3 separate regions of the Homo sapiens genome follow, and regions 2 and 3 are each linked to region 1. Evidence: chromatin contacts called from ENCODE Hi-C or POLR2A ChIA-PET data. All regions are on one chromosome and are shown on one strand. Each heading gives the region's core, a stretch centred on a gene start or an enhancer-like site at or near the end of the contact. The rest is flanking DNA. Distances are from core to core; before and after follow the strand shown.

What was found. Hi-C counts contacts between places; a loop is a spot of excess contacts on that map. ChIA-PET counts read pairs that join two places held with the same protein, here RNA polymerase II (POLR2A). Pooled maps may share reads with other maps.
Region 2: a loop to region 1 is called in a map of chondrocyte, with 5 times the contacts of the local background. The contact joins the promoter of ZNF708 here to the promoter of ZNF43 in region 1. A Hi-C loop is called at or near these places in 2 of 168 maps with a recorded cell type or tissue (CD4-positive, alpha-beta T cell and chondrocyte), 10 of 37 single-sample maps with no recorded cell type and 19 of 50 pooled maps. POLR2A ChIA-PET finds 5 or more read pairs at or near these places in 17 of 52 experiments (CD4-positive, alpha-beta T cell, CD4-positive, alpha-beta memory T cell, CD8-positive, alpha-beta T cell and 11 more).
Region 3: a map of OCI-LY7 shows a loop between it and region 1 (16-fold over the local background). The contact joins the promoter of ZNF429 here to the promoter of ZNF43 in region 1. A Hi-C loop is called at or near these places in 16 of 168 maps with a recorded cell type or tissue (B cell, CD14-positive monocyte, CD4-positive, alpha-beta T cell and 12 more), 14 of 37 single-sample maps with no recorded cell type and 30 of 50 pooled maps. POLR2A ChIA-PET finds 5 or more read pairs at or near these places in 22 of 52 experiments (A673, AG04450, B cell and 15 more).

What each region holds. Positions count from the first base shown.
Region 1 is chr19:21,833,666-21,838,021 of GRCh38, reverse strand. It overlaps ZNF43 (zinc finger protein 43), which reads left to right and starts at 1,840. Exons shown (of 4, transcript NM_003423.4): 1 at 1,840-1,986. The coding sequence starts at 1,984. RefSeq lists enhancers at 803-1,775, 1,887-2,046, 2,067-2,116, 2,157-2,246, 1,776-2,749.
Region 2 is chr19:21,326,784-21,331,139 of GRCh38, reverse strand. It overlaps ZNF708 (zinc finger protein 708), which reads left to right and starts at 1,730. Exons shown (of 4, transcript NM_021269.3): 1 at 1,730-1,930. The coding sequence starts at 1,928. RefSeq lists a silencer at 1,417-1,638 and enhancers at 885-1,873, 1,758-1,937, 1,978-2,177, 3,266-3,787.
Region 3 is chr19:21,503,397-21,507,752 of GRCh38, reverse strand. ZNF429 (zinc finger protein 429) reads right to left here and starts at 2,151. Exons shown (of 4, transcript NM_001001415.4): 1 at 1,979-2,151. The coding sequence starts at 1,981. RefSeq lists enhancers at 1,166-1,767, 1,463-1,822, 1,833-2,152, 1,768-2,370.

The DNA of each region.
Region 1 (4,356 bases), core at 591-3,090:
CTGAGCCAGACTAAATTGTATTCAGTTGAATGCTTATCAAGGACTCAAGAATCCAGACTTTTATCTCTTATTTACTTATGACCTGGAAGCCCTCACCTCAAGTTGTCCTGCATTACTGGATCAAACCAAGAAAGAGAGAGAGGAAGGAGGAGGTGGAGAAGGAAAAAGGTAGGGAAGGAAGATCTTATACATATTGATTGATGTCTCATGCTTTCCTAAAATGTTTAAAAGCTGCTGGGCATGGTGGCTCACACCTGTAATCCCAGCACTTTGGGAGGCTAAGGCGAGCAGTTCACCAGGTCAGGAGACATCCTGGCTAACAGGGTGAAACCCTGTCTCTACTAAAAATACAAAAAATTAGCTGGTATTCATAGAAAATATAATTTTTAATTATCGAGTAATCTGAATAAATGAATATATCATAAAAAAATTAGCTGGGCATGGGGTCATGCACCTGTATCCCCAGCTACTTGGTAGGCTGAGTCAGGAGAATCGCTTGAACCTGGGAGGCGGAGGTTGCAGTGAGCCGAGATTGTGCCACTGCACTCCAGCCTGGTCGACAGAGCAAGACTCCGTCTCAAAAAAAAAAAAAAAAAAAAAAAAAAAGTAAGTGTAGGCAAATGTAGATGCAAATACACATCTGTTTACACAAATTCCTACTTTCAAAATCACAGAGAATGGTCACTTTTTAGCCTTTTTATGAATAAAATCCTGGATTCCATTTATTATTCCATTAGAACTTCTGTACCTATTTTGAAATTTGAGATTAAATTGTCTTTTGCTGAGTTTGCCCAGTTTATATTTCAAGTAATACTATATCATGGGAACACATTAGAGATTTTCTATATTTTTATGTTTTACATCAGTTTCTAAAACCTGGAAATTATCTTGTTTTGAATTTCTTATGAAAATGGAATACTATCCACTAAGAATATTCCATTAGCATACTGCAACTTAAAGTCAGGAGATCTAAACTTTTTCTGGTAACATTACCTATATTTAGTTTTTTAAAAAATGTTCTCTTTTTGTATATGCTTTTTAATTTGCTTTTAAAACATGTGCATAACATTTCCTTGAATTCTATTAATGGACCTCAATGCTTTAAAAAAATTTTTTGATAAAATAATTCAGTCTGAATGTGATGGTTCATGCCTATAATCCCAGTACTTTGGGAGGCTGACTTTGTAGGATTCATTGAGCCCAAGAGTTTGAGACCATTCTGGGCTATCTAGTGAGGCTTCATCTCTACAAATAAAAATATGATAACAAATTAGCTGAGCATGGGGCCACATGCCAGTGGTCCCAGCTACTCAGAAGGCTGAGACAGGTAAATTGCTCAAGCCTAGATTGCTGAGGCTGCAGTGAGCTGCAGTCATGACCCTGCACTCCAGCCTGGGTAACAGAGACTCCCTCTCAAGAATAAGAAAAACCCCACAGAGGATAAATAATAAAATATTCAATGTTTGTAATACTTCCTACTCAAAGGGCCAGAAGCCAGGAAGGTCATAAAAGCTGAAATTCAAAAACAATTGTTTTCATTTTTTAGTATCCATATAGTATATTACTTATAAGTGAAGATGACCTTATACACAAGGTTAAAGGCAAATACCCTCTGGGTTGGGCCTGCTCTGCTCAGGGAGGAAGCCCTGCCTGAAAAGGCGGCAGCCTAGGCTGTCATTCTTTCTTCTTTCAGCCCAGCGTCTGATCACATCTTTCATTCAGGGTTTGCGGGGGCAGGACCTTAGAAGTTATCCAATCAGGGACGCTGGGCTGGAAACCGTCCAATCAGGCACGGGGCAGGAGAGGACAGGGCGGCTTCCGGGATGTGGCGGGGCCTTTGTCTCTGGCTGCAGTTGGAGCTCTGCGTCTCGTCTTCGTTCTTCTGTGTCCTCTGCTGCTAGAGGTCCAGCCTCTGTGGCTCTGTGACCTGCGGGTATTGGGGGATCCACAGCTAAGACGCCAGGACCCCCCGGAAGCCTAGAAATGGTGAGAGTGCCGGTCCGACATCCCGAGAGGGGGAAGGGGCTGTGGCGTGACTCAGGCCTTCCCGCAGTCAGCTCCACAATCTGCGCGTGCCGGAGTTCTTGCCCAGCTCGGCCTCAATCCCCTTCAGCCATAAGATGGCGGCTGCTCTGGGAGGCAGCCCCGGGCGTCCTGTCTCTTCTCTGCGCAGTGACTGTGTCCCGGCCTGCAGCCCTCTGTGGGCAGCTCTGCAGCCGCAACGCGGCGTCTCTCCCAAATTGTGCAGGGGCCACAGGAGGGTCGTCAGGAGAGAATCCTGACTCGTGATGCAGTTTCATGAATAGGAAGAGCTTTGGTCCGTGGCATTTCTAGTCCCTCTTTTGGTCTATTAGAAACAGGAGAGTCGGCCGGGCGCGGTGGGTCACGCCTTTAATCCCAGCACTTTGGGAGGTCGAGGTGGGTGGATGACGAGGTGAGGAGTTCGAGAGCAGCCTGGCTAATATGGTGAACCCCGTCTATACTAAAAATACAAAAATTAGCTGGGCGTGGTGGCGCGCGCCTGTAATCGCAGCTACTAGGGAGGCTGAGACAGGAAAATCGCTTGAACCCAGGAGGCGGAGGATGCAGTGAGCCGAGATCGCGCCATTGCACTCCAGCCTGGGCCACAGAGTGAAACTCCCTCTGGAAAAAAAAAAAAAAAAAAACTAAACTAGATTTTCCTTTATTTCTGACATTCCCAAATGCCACCTTCTTCTCCGCAATTCACGTTATCAACTATTTTTTCTTTTTTTTCTTTTTTTTTTTTTTTTTGAGATGGACTTTCGCTTTTGCTGCCCAGGCTGGAGTGCAATGGTGCTATCTCGGCTCCCTGCAACCTCCGTCTCCCGGATTCAAGCGATTTTCTTGCCTCAGCCTCCTTAGTAGCTGGGATTACAGGTGCCTGCCACCACACCCAGCTAATTTTTTTTGTATTTTTAGTAAAGACGGGATTTCACTATATTGGCCAGGTGGTCTCGAACTCCTGAGCTCAGATGATCCACCCGCCTCAGCCTCCCAAAGTGCTAGGATTACAGCACTTAAAAATAGCCACCGAGCCGGGCTATTTTTTTTTTTTTTTTAGTGTACATTTTAGATACAGAGATACGTTTTAGATAAAGATATTTTAGATATCTGTATATTTTTGATACAGATATTTTAATTATTTTTTGAAAAATCATTGGATGGACTTAAATAAATTTTCCTTTCTTCTTTCCTTCTTCTTTCTTTCCTTCCTTCCTTCCTTCCTTCCATCTTTCCATCCTTGCTTCCATCCTTCCTCTCGCTTTGTTTCCCAGGCTGGAGTGCAATGGTGCAATCTCAGCTCATTGCAACCTCCCGGGTTCAACCGATTCTCCTGCCTCAGCCTCCCGAGTAGCTGGAATTACAGGCACCTGCCACCGTGCCTGGTTAATTTTTTTGTATTTTTAGTTGAGACAGGGTTTCACCTTGTTGGCCAAGCTGGTTTCGAACTCCTGACCTTGTGATCCACCCGCCTTGGCCTCCCAAAGTGCAAGGATTACAGGCGTGAGCCACCGAGTCCGGCCTAAATTTTGTTTTCTATTTGAAAATATTTTCCATATTGAAAAGAAAGCAAAAAATAATCCCCTTACACTGTTTGTAAAAAATAAAAATCTCTGTGCCTCTTTTCCTTTTCTTTTTTTCTTTACTTTTTTTTTTTTTTTTTTGAGACAGTGTTGCTTTGCTGCCCAGTCTGGAGTGCAGTGATGTGATCTCTGCTCACTGCAACCTCTGCCTCCCTGATTCAAGTGATTCTTTTGCTTCAGCCACTCCAGTAGCTGGAACTACCGGCACCTACCACCATTCCCAGCTAATTTTTGTATTTTTGTTAGAGACAAGGTTTTTCCATGTTGACCAGGCTGGTCTCGAACTCCTAACCTCAGATGATCCACCCGCCTCCGCCACCATGCCTGGCCTCTTTTTTCTTTTTGTTTTCCCTAGGCACAGGACTCTTTTTTTTCCCCCGCCCCGCCTTAAGATGGAGTTTAGCTCTTGTTGCCTAGGCTTGACTGCAGTGGAGCCATCTCAGCTCACTGCAACCTCTGCCTCCTGGGTTCAAGCGATTCTGCTGACTCAGCCTCCCGAGTAGCTAGGACTACAGGGATGCACTACCACGCCTGGCTAATTTTGCATTTTTAGTAGAGACAGGGTTTCCCCATGTTGGTCACGCTGTTCTCAAACTGCCGACCTCAGGAGATCCACCTGCCTCGGCCTCCCAAAGTGCTGAGATTATAGGCATGAGCCACCACACCCAGCCAGAGACTTTTTCAGAATGTTTTTAGGTCAAGTTTTTCCTTTCGAAAAATGTGGGTGATTTTTCCTCAGCCACACTTCATT
Region 2 (4,356 bases), core at 481-2,980, 510 kb after region 1:
CACCGTTTTAGCCGGGATGGTCTCGATCTCCTGACCTCGTGATCCGCCCGCCTCGGCCTCCCAAAGTGCTGGGATTACAGGCGTGAGCCACTCCGCCCGGCCTGCCCTCTGCTCTGTCTATGACCACTGTCTGTTCTACCCTCAGAACCGAAGAGAGATGTTGGTAGGGAGAGGCTCTCTCCTCACCTCCGGCAGAAAAGGGATGTTCAGGTCGTTCACCCTCCTGATGTCAGAGCTGCACTTCAATGTAGCAGCTATTGGCCCTGTGTTGCTACTGGCTGCCTGGAATGCGCCTGGTCTGAACTGCGATGTGCTAGAAAGGTAAAATACGAGTTAGTTTCAAAGGTTTAGTTCCATATATATAGACACACTTCATTAATAATTACATATTTCTCACATATTAAAATGACAATATTTTCGATATATTGGGTTAAATTGTTACAATCAATTTCACCTGTTCTTTGTTTCTTTTTAAAAATAGAGCTAAACTCTTTTTAAAGTTTGGCTACAAATTAGCCGGGCATGGTGGCCAGCGCCTTTTATCTCAGCTACTTGGGAGGCTGAGGCAGGAGAATCGCTTGAACCCGGGAGGCAGAGGTTGCAGTGAGCAGAAATCGCGCCATTGCACTCCAGCCCAGGCAACAATGTGAGACTCCGTCTAAAAAAATAAAAATATAAAATAAAGTTTGGCTACTAGAAAATTTAAAATTTACATGTGGCTCACATTTTATGATTTTATTTTATTTATTTATTTTTTTTGAGACAGAGTTTCACTCTTGTTGTCCATACTGGAGTGCAGTGGCGTGATCTCGTCTCACTGCAACCTCCACCGCCCAGGATCAAGCGATTCTCCTGCCCCAGCCTCCCAAGTAGCTGGGATTACAGGCGCCTGCCACCATGCCCAGCTAATTTTTTTGTATTGTTTTAGAGACGGGGTTTCACCATGTTGGCCAGACTGATCTCGAACTCTGAACCTCAGATGATCCACCCTCTTCGGCCTCCCGAAGTACTGGGATTACAGGCGTGAGGTACAGCGCCCAACTTGTGGCTCACATTTTATTTCAGAGAATTGCCTCCTTTTTAAAATCTCAGGCTGCCTGCTCAAAGGACCAGAAGTCAGGAAGGTCACAAAATATAAAATTTTAGAACAGTTGGGCCGGGCGCAGTGGCTCATGCCTGTAATCCCAGCATTTTGGGAGGCCGAGGCGGGAGGATCACCTGAGGTCTGGAGTTTGAGACCAGCCTGACCAACATGGAGAAACCCCGTCTCTACTAAAAATACAAAAAAATTAGCCGGGCATGGTGGCGCATGCCTGTAATCTCAGCTACGCGGGAGGCTGAGGCAGGAGAATCGCTTGAACCCGCGAGGTGGAGGTTGCGATGAGCCAAGATCGCGCCATTGCACTCCAGCCTGGGCAACAAGAGTGAAACTCAATCTCAAAAAAAAAATTTTTTTTAGAACAATTGGGTTATTATATTCTTTTCATTTGTGAATAGCCATATAGCATATTATTTATAAGGGCATATGACCTTATACACAAGATTAAAGGCAAACACCCTCTCGGGTGGGCCTGGCTCAGCTCAGGGAGGAAGCCTTGCCTGAAAAGGCTGCAGCATAGGCTGTCACACTTCATTCAGCCCAGCATCTGATCACATCTTCCGTCCCTCAGGGCCTGAAGGGGCGGGTTTTAACATTATCCAATCAGGGACTCTGAGCTGGGGACAGTTCACTCAGACACGCAGCTGGACCGGACAGGGCGGCTTCCGGGTTTGGCGCGGCCTTTGTCTCTTGCTGCAGCCGGAGCTCCGGTCTCGTCTTCACTGCTGTTTGTCCTCTGCTCCTAGAGGCCCAGACTCTGTGGCTCTGTGACCTGCAGGTATTGGGAGATCCACAGCTAAGACTCCAGGACCCTCTGGAAGCCTAGAAATGGTGAGAGTGCCGTCCGACATCCCGAGAGAGGGGAAGGGCTGGTTGAAACCTGTGGGAAGTGGCTGTGGCGGGACTCAGGACTCCCCGCAGTCATCTCCACAATCTGCGCTCCGAGTTCTCCTTGCCTAGCTCGGCCTCAGTCCCCTTCAGCCATAAGATGGCGGCTGCGCCGACAGCCGGGCCCCCGGGCGTCCTGTCTCTTCCCTGCGCAGTGACTGTGCCCTGGCCTGCAGCCCTCTCTGGGCGGCTCTGCACCGGCAGCGCCGCGCCTCTCCCAGATTGTGCAGGGACCATGGGAGGGTGGTCAGGGGAGAATCCTGACTTGGGGTCGGGTTCATGAATGGGAAGAGCTTTGGTCTGTGGGGTTCCCGGTTCCTATTTTCTCCTATTAAAAATCTGTGGCAGTCATCGCAAAAAATATTAAAGAATTTAATCAAAGAGTGATTCAATAATTGTAGAGCACAAAAGTATGTTTTGTAGTTTGTGGTTCATGGGAGGAGCTTGAAGGAAAGACTTTTTATAAGGTGCATGATGAAGAAAACTATATTTAATAATCGGTTAGGTACATTTACGTAGCTGTTGCTGTTAAGTAGAAAGCCGGGGACTAGAGCCTCCTCAGTGTAATTGCCTGCCACTTAATTATTCTCACACTCCACAGGGGACTGATTTTCCCCTGCATTTTTCACATGCGTTCCAAGCGGGGTCTCAAGTGTACCTCCCAGCCCCATTCCTCCAGCCTAACTCTGGCCTGCAGTTAGATTTAAACTGCAAATAAACTAAAATACTAAATTTCTAGTTCCTTCTGACATTTCCAAATGCCAGCTTGCCTTTCCTAATTCACATTCTCAACTGTTTTTCCTTTAGTGTACATTTTTGATACTGTATTTTAGTTAATCATTTTTTGACAAAGCATTGGATGGCACTTAAAATTGTTTTCTGGTTGAAAATATTTCTCATGAGAAGAAAGCAAAAAATAATTCCCTGACACTGTATTTTATGAAATTTCTATGGCTTTTTTTTTTTTATCTTCCTCAGGCACAGAAATCTTATCAGAATGTTTGTTTTCAGGTGAAGGTTTTTCTTTGGAAACTTTACGGAGTGATGTGTCTTCAGCCACCCTTCAGTTTTTTCCTGGTCCTGGGTTTCAGTACTGTCTGGAGTAAACCAAGATACACATCATGACTTTTTCTGCTAGAGTGTCTAGTGAATATCAGCTCCTGGGTCATTTTTCTCCCTGAGGACAACCTGAGGTATGGAGTGTAGCTTCTCAAGGGAGCAGGTGGATGCCCTGGGGCTGAGAGGCATCTCCTGGCATACTCTTCCTTTGAAAAGCTAACCCCTTGAGACATTAAGATTGTCTTCACCCAACCCAGCTTCCATTTCTTGGAGACACAGTGCTGGTCAGCCAATCAGATGCTGGTATTGAGGGGAAAACACAGAAATAATTTCTGCCCCCTGAATTCTCTAAATTTTGTGGAAAAAAAAAAGTATCCCAAAAGACAAAGAAAAACCTGACCCAAGTGAGATGGTGCAAGAACTTACAAAGTAAAATGCACCTGGGGCATAGTGTAATGTCTCCTGAGAGGGTGGTTATTGAGCACTTAAGGTGAGCAGAATGGGGTGGGTGAATATCAGTCAGACACATCTGTTTTCTTTCTTTTCTTTTTTTTTTTTTTTGAGGTGGAGTTTCACTCTTGTTGCCCAGGCTGGAGTGCAATGGCACGATCTCGGGTCACCGCAACCTCCGCCTCCCAGGTTCAAGCGATTCTCCTGCCTCAGCCACCCGAGTAGCTGGGATTACAGGCATGTGCCACCACACCCAGCTAATGTTTTTGTATTTTTAGTAGAGATGGGGTTTCTCCATGTTGGTCAGGCTGGTCTCAAACTCCAGACCTCAGGTGATCCGCCCGCCTCGGCCTCCCAAAGTGCTGGGAATACAGGCGTGAGCCACCGCGCCCGGTCTAGACACATCTGTTTTCTAATTAGCACTACCACTCCCTGGGTTTGTCACCTTGAAAAGATTTGTTCACTTATGTTGACTTCCATTATTTAACTGTAAATTGCATTTTATTAATAGGACTTGGAAGGTAAGAAAATATTAACAGAGGGCATAAAAGAGGTGGATTTCAGAAAAAATTAATATTAATCATGTATTTTATTTGTGAGAAATTCTCATTTAAGTTTTCCTTTCTTAGAGTAAGTTTAGGAATTTTCTCAGATGTATTTTTTGTGAATATATATATAATCAAATATATATGTATTTATATTTATATTTAATATGGACTCTTGCTCTTGTTGCCCAGGCTGGAGTGCAATGGCACAATCTTGGCTCACTGCAACCTCTGCCTCCCGGGTTCAAGCAATTCTTCTGCCTCAGCCTCCCGGGTAGCTAGAATTACAGGTGGGCGTGCCACCATGCCCAGCTA
Region 3 (4,356 bases), core at 902-3,401, 330 kb after region 1:
CTTCAGAGGCTACACTCCATACCACAGGTTGTCCTATGGGAGAAAATGACCCAGGAATTAATATTCATTAGACAGTCTTGCAGACATAGCCATGACTGATATCTTGGTTTATTCACAGACAGTACTGGAACCCAGGACCAGGAAAAAAACTAAAGGGTGGCTGAGGACACATCACCCCACAAAAATTCCAAGAAAAACCTTGATGCCAAAACATTCTCATAAAATCTCTATGCCTAGGGAAGATAAAAGGAAAAGAGACAAAGATTTTTTTACAATACAGTGTCAGAAGATTATTCCTTGCTTTCTTCTTATGGAAAATATTTATAAACAGAAAACAAATCTTTTTAAATGTGCCATCCAATGCTTTGTCAAAAAATGTTTAATTAAAATACAGTATCAAAAATGTACACTAAAGGACAAATAGTTAATAGTGTGAATTAGGGAGTAGTGGGAGTTGGCATTTGGGATTGTCAGGAGGAAATGGAAATTTTGTATTTTACTGCAAGCCAGAGTTAGGCTGGAGGAATGGGGGGCGTGGGAGTAGATTTGAGACCCTGCTTAGGACACCTGTGAAAAATGCAGGGGAAGATCAGTTTTGTGTAGGGAGTGAAAATAGTTAAGTGGTAGGCAATTCGACTGAGGTGGCTGTAGTCCCTGAATTCCTACTTTTAAAAGATCTAACTCAAGCCGGGAGCCGTGGCTCACGCCTGTAATCCCAGCACTTTGGGAGGCCGAGATGGGCGGATCACCCGAGGTCGGGAGTTCAAGACAAGCCTGACCAACACGGAGAAACCCCGTCTCTACTAAAAATACAAAATTAGCCGGGCGTGGTGGTGCCTGCCTATAATCCCAGCTACTCAGGAGGCTGAGGCAGGAGAATTACTTGAACACGGAGGCGGAAGGTGCAGTGAGCCGAGATCGCGCCACTGCAGTCCAGATTGGGCAAGAAGAGGGAAACTCCATCTCAAAAAAAAAAAAAAAAAAACAAAAAACTAACTCAAATGCTTTTTTTTTTGTAAATTACTACACTGGGGAAAACAAATACAGGGTTAACTATTAACTGGAATTAAGCTCTGATTACATAACCAGGAAATTTTGTAAGCTGAAGATGGAAATTAAGAAACTACGTAACCCTACCTAACCAATAACTGAATTTGCGTTTTTGTACCATGCGCAAAGTCTTTCCTTCAAGCTCCTCCAAAGGACCACAAACTACATCCCACAGCTGGGTGCTTTACAATTTTAGAACCACTCTTTAATTAAATTCTTTAATATTTTGCAGTGACTCCCCTTTTTTTTTTTTTTTTTTGTTTGAGATAGTCTCATTGTGTCAACCAGCCTGGAGTGCAATGGCACAATCTTGGTCTCCTGGGTTTAAGCGATTCTCGTGCCTCAGCCTCCCACATAGCTGGGATTACAGATGCCTGCCACCACATCCGGCTAATTTTTGTATTTTTAGCAGAGAGGGGGTTTCACCATGTTGGCCAGGCTGTTCTCGAATGCCGGACCTCAGTGATCTGCCCGCCTCCCAGCAAACTGCTGGGATTACAGGCATAAGCCACCGCGCCCGGCCACTCCCATAGATTTTTAATAGGAGAGAATGGGAACTGGGAACCCCACGGACCAAAGCTCTTCCCGCTCATGAACCCGCATCCCGAGTCACTATTCTCACCTGACGCCCCTCCCATGGTTCTTGCACAATCTGGGAGAGACTGCGGAATTGCGCGTGCAGAGCTCCCCAGACAGGGCTACACGTCAGGCACAGTCACTGCGGAGGGAAGACAGGACGCCCGGGGCCCGGCTGTCAGCACAGTCGCCATCTTATGGCTGAAGGGGACTGAAGCCGAGCTGGGCAAGGAGAATTCCGGGCGCAGATTGTGGAGCTGACTGCCGGGAGACCTAAGTCCGCCACGGCCACTTCTCACGGTTCCGACCAGCCCCTCCCCCTCTCTGGGGATGTCAGACTCGGCACTCTCACCATTTCTAGGCTTCCAGGGGGTCCTGGAGTCTTAGCTGTGTATCTCCCAATATCTGCGGGTCACAGGGCCACACAGGCTGGGCCTCTAAGAACAAAGGACACAGAAATGAAGACGAGACCTGGAGCTCTGGCTGCAGCAAGAGCCAAACGCCCCGCCATATTCCGGAAACCGTCCTGTCGCTCCAGCTGCGTGCCTGATTGGATAATGTTTAAGACCCGCCCTCTCAGGCCCTGAGTGACAGAGGGTGATCAGTTGCTGGGCAGAATGAAGCGTGACAGCCTAGCTGCAGCCTTTTCAGGCAGGCTTTCCTCCGAGCTGAGCCAGGCCCACCCTAGAGGGTGTTTGCATTGAACCTTGTGTGTAAGGTCATATGCATTTATAAATATACTATATGGCTAGTCACAAATGAAAAGAATATAATAACAATTACTTTTAAATTTTAGCTTTTATCACCTTCCTAGCTTCTGGTCCTTTGAGCAGGCAGCCTGAGATTTTAAAAAGGAGGCAGTCCTCTGAAATAAAATGTGAGCCACATGTGAATTTTTAATTTTCCAGTAGCCAAACTTTAAAAAGAAACATGAAACACGTGGAATTGATTGTAATAATGTAACTAACCCAATATGTTTAAAGTATTATAATTTTAATATGTGAGCAATGTGAAAGGAAAATATCTTGGGCCCCCAAAATTACTAAGGAAAACTCAAGCTGGGAACTAAAGGCCAATCAGAAACTCAAAAGAATTTGAGTCCACCTATCTGTGACCTGGAAGCTCCCTCCAGCTTCGTGTCTTCCTGCCTTTGCTTCAAGTTGTCCCACCTTTTCAGACTGAACCAATGTACTTCTTACATATATTGATTGATGTCTCATGTCTCCCTAAAATGTATAAAACCAATATGTTCCCTGACCACCTTGGGCAGGTGTCCTCAAGACTTCCTGAAACTATGTCATAGGCGTGTTCTCAACCTTGGCAAAATAAACTTTCTAAATTAACTGATGTCTCAGATTTTCTGGGGTCACAGCAATATGTAATTATTAAGGCACTATATATATTTTTGGAACTAAATCTTCGAAACCAACTCTGTATTTTACTTTTCTAGCAAATTGCAGTTCAGACCAGGCACATTCCAGGCACCCAGGAGCCACACATGGCCAACAGCCACCACGTTGAAGTGCAGCTCTGATGTCAGGTGGGTGGAGGCCCTGAACATCCCTTTTCTGCCAGAGGTGAGGAGACAGCCTCTCTCTACTAACATCTATCTTCGGTTCTGAGGGTGCGATAGATAGTGGCCATAGCAAGGGCAGAGGGCAGCACAAATAAAATAACCACAGGTAGACCACTCTTTGCCACCTGTTGTCCACCTTTCATCCAGAGATCAGACAGTGAACAAAAAATTCTGGGGCCACAGGAGACAGGAGAAGAAAACTCTATGTCTTTGGGTCTGTCCACAGTCTTAACCTCTAACTTTAAGATATGAAGAAGGCCGGGCGCGGTGGCTCACGCCTGTAATCCCAGCACTTTGGGAGGCCGAGGTGGGCGGATCACGAGGTCGGAAGATCGAGACCATCCTGGCTAACACGGTGAAACCCTGTCTCTACTTAAAAAATAGAAAAAATTAGCCGGGCGTGGTGGCGAGCGCCTGTAGTCCCAGCTACTCTGGAGGCTGAGGCAGGAGAATGGCTTGAACCCGGGAGGCAGAGCTTGCAGCGAGCCGAGATCGCGCCACTGCACTCCAGCCTGGGGGACAGAGCGAGACTCCGTCTCGGAAAAAAAAAAAAAAAAAAAAAAAAAAAGATATGAAGAAAATAAATTAAAGGCAAACTTATTTTGCTGTTTGGCCTTGGCTCTAATGGTCAGGCTGTGGTTATCTGTTTTTTTCCTGTGGTGTGGGGTACTGTGTGAGTATAAGCACCAATCACACACATACATGTCTACCTGTATTTCTGCATTACTCAACATTGTCTTAGGAGACATCCAACTTCAAATCGGGAAAAAAAGAAAAGAAAAGTCAGTATCTTTAGGGTGTCCACTGTCAGAAGGTAACTAGTAATCAACCTGTCATTAAATCCTGGCATTCCATCTGCACAGGGTGCATGTATTAGTTAGCTATTGCAGCATAACAAACCATCCAAAACTTATTTGCTCGTAATTGAGATGGTCAGCCATTTAGGCTGGGCTCAACTGAGGTCCTTCAGACATGTATCATCAGCTGCCTTTTCACTATTTTTATTATTATTTGGGAAATTATTGTATTATTATTTATTATTATATTATTATTATTTGGGAAAATAGCTGTGGGATGATTTTAGAAAATCAAAGCTCAATAACATTATTTATTTTCATCATAAAAAATTTGAAAATTTGTAAAAGAAGAAAACT